Linked DNA regions of Mus musculus: region 1 is linked to region 2. The links are chromatin loops, found by intact Hi-C in ENCODE. Cell type or tissue: left cerebral cortex. All regions are shown on one strand. Each heading gives the region's core, and the rest is flanking DNA. Links, peaks and the distances in the headings are about the cores only.

Region 1 (2,900 bases), core at 133-2,632, 1.2 Mb after region 2:
CCATTTGCCACCAACTACAGAGTTCTTGGCTCATTCTTCCAAATCCTTGACCTATACATTATCTTTTCCTTCATTCCAATCATCATCATCTCTATATTATCCCCACCTCCATCTTCATCTTCTTCATCATCTTCACCACCTATCCCTCTGACTCGGGCTCTGAATGTTTAACATTTAATCATTCTTTTCCCCTCATCCATGACATCAGCAAAGCAATACCACTTTTGAGAGTGTTCTACTCACTAGGCACTGAATCAGCCACATGATGTAAGGCTGTCTATTCATTTATATCTCTAGCCCAACTAGAGCCCCTGAAACCTTCCTTGGGGCCTTCTTGGAAAGGTCATAATTTACCTCTACTGTAAATTCCCTGTGGTAGTTAGCCTCAGTCTTCAATTTGACAAGATGTGGGAGCACAGAGGAGACCAGCCCCTGGGCATGCCTGTGGGAGATAATCTAGATTAGGCTAGCCTCTGGACATGCCTGAGTGTTAGCTGAAGTTCCATGCCCATGAACTGCCCAGGCCTCCGTGTATGTCCCTGTGATGTCATGCAGCTGACATCTCCTGGAATCCATCTTCTGTCCCTTCTAAGTAATTAGCCCCATCTCTTGAGGGTAAGCCACTGTCAGCAGCATCCCAAATTAAGGTACTCAGAGGCAAGAGACTGAAAAGAAAGCCTCTACAATCATTTTAGCTGCTTACCCCAACACCATTGCAGCCATCTTTTCCTTCTATCTTTATGCCTTCTCAGCTGCCTCTAACCTCTACTCCAAGGGATGGTGATTGTACTTCCTGGAACTATCAGGGCATTGCCCTGTTTCCGATGATATATTTTCATAGCTTTCTCAAACACACTGCCCTGGTGAGGAAGACATGGTTTCACAGTGGGAATTCAGGTAGTACAAGGATGTTGGAAGGGGTGAGGATGAGGGATCCATTTGGCAGTCCCTCCCTGGTCTCTTGCATCAAAGGAGCTCAGATTCAGAGCCTGAGAAACCCAAGCCAACAAGAGTCAATGACAACAAAAAGAAAAGATAATGACTTTTTACTGGGGGGAGGGGGAGGAAGAACCACAAAGGCAGACTCGACCTGCTTATCTTGCATTCTGGCAGAACTGCAGACCACCAACTCAGACACTTCAAAAAGACCCCTGGCTGCTTCCCCAGTCCCTCCCCGGGGGGTTCCCACGGAGAGACCATCCTAATACATCTCCTCATTTTCTCCTGCACTTTTGAAGTCAACGTGTGATCTGGTTAATTAGATGTTAGTGGGGGCCAGGGGGCACTGGAATCCAAACTCAATAAATTTCATTTCTGAAAGACAAAGAGGTCAAGCACATATTAAACTTGAACACACAGGGAGCTCAGCTGGGGCATTTATTCAGCCAGACGCCTTGCCTTGCAGGTTAGACACAGAAAATGCCAGGCAGCTTTCGGATGCTGGCTGGGTGCAAAGACGGTTCCTGGAAGGATGCCCATCTTGAGTTGTGGGAGAAGAGGGGGTGAGGCAAGCCATTGAAATGTTTGCAACATAAATAGCTTGGTCCCCACAGTCAGAAATTTGAAATTTCTGCCAATATCCGACTCCTTTCATGAGACTAGCCGGGTAAACAGACTGGCTCTTCATTTCACCTCCTGCTGGAATCAAATCCAGCAATTCGACTCTCTCTGGGGGAGCTGGCAATGGCAAGGGCCTCCTGCAAGCCCCTTGGAGCTGCTGGACAGAGTTACTTCTCACCTCTATTCTCCCTAACCTTATCACAGAGCCACAGCCCCAGGCTGGCAACTTCTTTCACCCTTCCTTTTAACCTCCCTATTTCTTTGACCTTAGCCTTGAAGAGTATGCACACATCACACCACCCCAGCTTCAGGTTATTGACTCCATAGTTTTAAGAAAACCAAATACACCAGATAGACACGTTATAAGAGACAATGGGGGAGTTGAATGAGAATGCCCCCATGGGCTCATATCGTCTGCAGTTGGCAGAACTCTTTGGGAAGGATTAGGAGGTATGAACTTGTTCAAGGAGATGTGTCACCGGAGACTGGCTTTGAGATTCTGAAAGTTCATGCCACCATGCCATTCCAAGATGATTTCCTTGCCTCCTACTTGAGGATAAGATATAGTCTTCCAGCACTGCTCCAGCACCATGTAGCCTGCTGGCACTCTTGATGACCATGAACTCCAACTCTCTGGAGCCAGAAGCCTTAATAAACATTTTCTTTTACAATTTGCCTTGGTTATACCTTCTTATCACAGCAATGGAAAAGAAAAGAAGACAGAGACCTTGTCAGCTAGAGCTAAGCCTCACGTAGGTATGGAACCCAATAGTCTAAGGTTAAAGTTTGGTGGCTTTACATCTCAGCCTCTGGGTCCTTTAAAAAGGACTTTCTGGTTTCAGCAGCTGAGTAAACACAGCCTATTTAATGTTTCCTATGAATTCACCTAATGTTTGGTCAACCTCAAGACATGGGTAGCTTTTTTTTTTTTGTCAAGTCCCTATCCAAATACATCATCATAGTTGTCGTCATCATCATCAAAACAAAAACTCAGGGCTCAAAGCTGAGTTTGATTGTTGCTGCTCGCTGGTATTTTGTTTTATATGGAGATGGGGGGTAGGGGGTAGTGCAGGGTGTGTTTGTGTAGAGTCCAAAAGTTGGCCTGGGGTATCATTCCTCAGGAGCTGTCCATCTTGGGGCCTGGGGTTCACTGTCTAGGCTAGACAAACTACCCAGCCAGCACCAAAGAATCTTCCTGTCTCTGCCTACCCAGTGCTTGGACTATAACCACCCTCTACTAGCCTGACATTCAGTGTAATTTCGGGTGTCAACTCAAGTCCTCACACTTCACTGGCTGAGTCATCTCCCCCAGACCTCCCAGGGGTTTTGTTGGTTGGTTC
Region 2 (2,900 bases), core at 279-2,778:
TTTCTTGAAGAAAAAAAAAAAATGAAGGGGAGACTTTTAGACAAATCTCTACCCTCCTGCAGTGCCAGGCTTTCATTAACAAACCCACTCCCAGCCCTCAGGGACGACCCTCCGTCATGCAGAAACGGCACCGTTAAATAATTAGAAGATGCAATTTCTTCATAGCAGTGCGATAGCCCGTGAAATTCCTGCTGCATTATTAACAAAAAGCAACAGGGCTTCTTCGAACATCTAGCGAACCTTTCACCCGCTGAAGGCAGGAGTGCGGAGCCCGGGTGAAATCCGGGCCTTGGCAAGAGAGAGAATAGGAAGCCTCCTGGGTCCCACTTTCTCCGGGGACCAGGAGCGAAAAGACCCTGCCAAGGCTAGGCTGGGTTGCGAGGGGAATTGGATGCTCCCGCAGCCTCCAGCTTCCCGCTGCTCCTTGCTCTCAGCACATCCCGGCTGGGAGGCCAAGCACAGGGAGGGAGGCCGATTGTGAGGAAACAGTGGAGGCTTGGAGCGCTCCGAGAGGAGGCGCAGGCTTTCCGGGAAGGTTTGATTCTCAAAGTTAACATTGACCCTAGAAAGCTTCCTCCAGTCCAAGCCCGAGTCTAGTCTGAGTCTGAGCCGCTCACAGAGCATTCCCTGCATCACTGGGAGGTTAGGATAGGTGACTGAAGTCCCCGAAAAGGCGGGGGCTGGAGGGGCTAGCTCACACCGCAACCCCCAGCCTCTGAGCCGCAGTCCACAGCCCCCGACCCACACTATCAAAGTGCGGCCAATCCAATCGCCGCTCCCTCCCGGCCGCCGGCTATCTTCTGGGCTTCGACCGCACTCTCTACACAGGCACCGGGTCTAGGGGAGCTCTTTAGGAAGGCGCGGGAGGATCCCCTCTAGGAACCCCGCAGAGAGCGATCTTGTCTGGGGAACAGGCGCAGCGCGGGCGGGCACCGCACAGGGGTCGACTTTCCCTAGAGACATCACGGGAGCAGTCTGCGTGTCCAGAGCTCCGCTCTGCAGTTCCTTGCCCCAACCCAAAGCAATCCCCCTGTGCTGAAGCCTTGGTGCAACAGCCCCTCACCCCGGGGGGGGGGCAACAATCAAAGAACCGGGGAGCGCACATCTGGCGCCTCAAACCCCTGCTCTGCCTGCGTCCACAGCAGGCTGCCTCCCTTTTCTCTGATTTTTAACCTCACCCCCCCCCCAAAAAAAAGCCCTTCTGCTTTGCTTTACTGATCTCCATCAGCCAGCAACCTCCCCCTTCCGCAACAGTCTCTTTCAGAAGCAATTCTTTCCCCTTTCTGCCTACTCCGAGAAGCCCCATCTAGATAGGGTCTAGAGCCGAGCAGAGCGCCTCACCTGGGGCCGTTGCGGGTGGACACGACCTCCTGGCCGGCTGTCCCTGGCACGGGGCGAGCGCAGCGGTGTCAGCCCGGGCCCCGGTCCGAGTCCCATTCACAAGTCGGCGGCGGCTGCGAGCGGCCCCCGCGGCATCTGCTCCTCGGCCCGCGACGCTCCCCTCAGCTGGCGGCGGCCGCGGAATGAGCCGCGGAGCGCGCTAGTGGCAGGAATGAGAAACCGGGGGGAGGTGGCGGGCAGGCGGGCGGGTGAGGGGGGAGGAGGAGGGAGGCCGACGCTGGGAGGGAAAGGGGGGCGGAGAGGAACCGAGGCTGCTAGACGCCGAGAATTGGGCCTGGAGGAGGCGATGGATGCCTACCCTGTCGGCGCTCCTCCCCCCCTGGGGCCCCGAGAGATGCCAAACCCAGGAATAGGTGGCCTGGCCGCCCCTCCTGCCCTGGGTCGCAGCGCTCCGTCTCCTGTGGGGGCTCAGACACAGTCTGGAGCGACTGAAGTTGGGCTCCGGGGATACACAGCCAATCAGGAAGGACGACGGAGGGAAGCTGGAGAGGGCTTGAGAGCCCCCATTTTCCTCTTTTCCTGAAATCCGCTCCAGCTGGACAAGCTAGGGCCTCAACCGGCCCGCCGGAGGATGGATTGGATGGAAGGCATTGCCCAAGTAGGGGAGGCAATCCGGAATTAGGGAGCGCATTCTAGGCTTTATCAGTTAGCACTCTGAAAATATCTCCACGTTGACCACTCCTGCCCAGTGCCCTCTCCCACGAACCTTCAGCATCCCGGTATCTATCCTTTGAGAAATCCGCTTGCGGGGAAATCGGTGAAGACACTAGACAGGGGCATTCGGACTTGAGAAGAATAGAGTTTTTCCTCAATGTTGTTCTACCCTACATGCAAAGCCTTCTTTAGGGTCAGCCCCACCAGGACAGAGTCTCTAGCTTCTGTTCCAGCCAATTACAAGCAACACCCCCATCCGGCAGTTTCACTTGTTGCCTCCCAGAATGGACACCACAGAGCCCCTCAAGGCCCCAAAGAGAATGCCATTCGACCAGAGGATGGGCCTACGTGAAGAATACCCGCACCCTGACTCAGCCCCCTGTTTATATCTTTCTCACGAGAACCCAGCAAAGGATACCCCAACCTGATTCCTGTCCACTTTACAGTGTCTGGGCAGAAGAACTGGATCTTCAAAAAAAAAAAAAAAAAGCGCCAGGGACTGGGCGGGGCGGGGCGCTCTTCCTACCTAGAGCAGCGTGGGGACCCGCACCGTGACTGGGAACTAAGGATCCATGCTTCAGTGGGGACCTTGGATTAGGACAAGTTTCCAGTCTGGAAGATGTTAGAAAGAGCAGAAGTAGAGTTTCCAATGGGCGAAGGATAAAAAGGGATTTTTTGAGGAAAGTCGCGGTGGCTTGGGAGTGGCGACCTCAGGAAAAGAACAATAAAATGACAAGGGACAAAAGCTGGACTATGCAGCAGAAGCAGGAAGACCTAAAGGGGGAGTTTAACAGGAATCAGAAGTTAAAAAAAGAAAAGAGGCCACCAATGGAAGAGAGCGCCAG

Evidence for each region. Hi-C counts contacts between places; a loop is a spot of excess contacts. Peaks named below come from ENCODE experiments on the same cell type or tissue, not always from the same donor. Only the 100,000 strongest peaks of a DNase experiment are listed, where the experiment ranks them.
Region 1: a loop joins it to region 2, with 8 times the contacts of the local background. A loop is called at or near these places in 3 of 42 quality-filtered maps.

Annotation. Positions count from the first base shown.
Region 1 is chr8:103,937,536-103,940,435 of GRCm38, forward strand. No RefSeq gene overlaps it. Among named protein-coding and RNA genes, the nearest start is that of Gm32728, 98 kb to the right of the region's middle. In left cerebral cortex, for the core only: no CTCF peak of the experiment used is centred there; a DNase peak (open chromatin) is centred at 1,502.
Region 2 is chr8:102,783,555-102,786,454 of GRCm38, forward strand. Cdh11 (cadherin 11) reads right to left here and starts at 1,557. Exons shown (of 13, transcript NM_009866.5): 1 at 1,342-1,557. In left cerebral cortex, for the core only: CTCF peaks have their summits at 481 and 1,548; DNase peaks (open chromatin) are centred at 505, 903, 1,655 and 2,632; H3K4me3 peaks cover 2,500 bases; H3K27ac peaks cover 2,500 bases.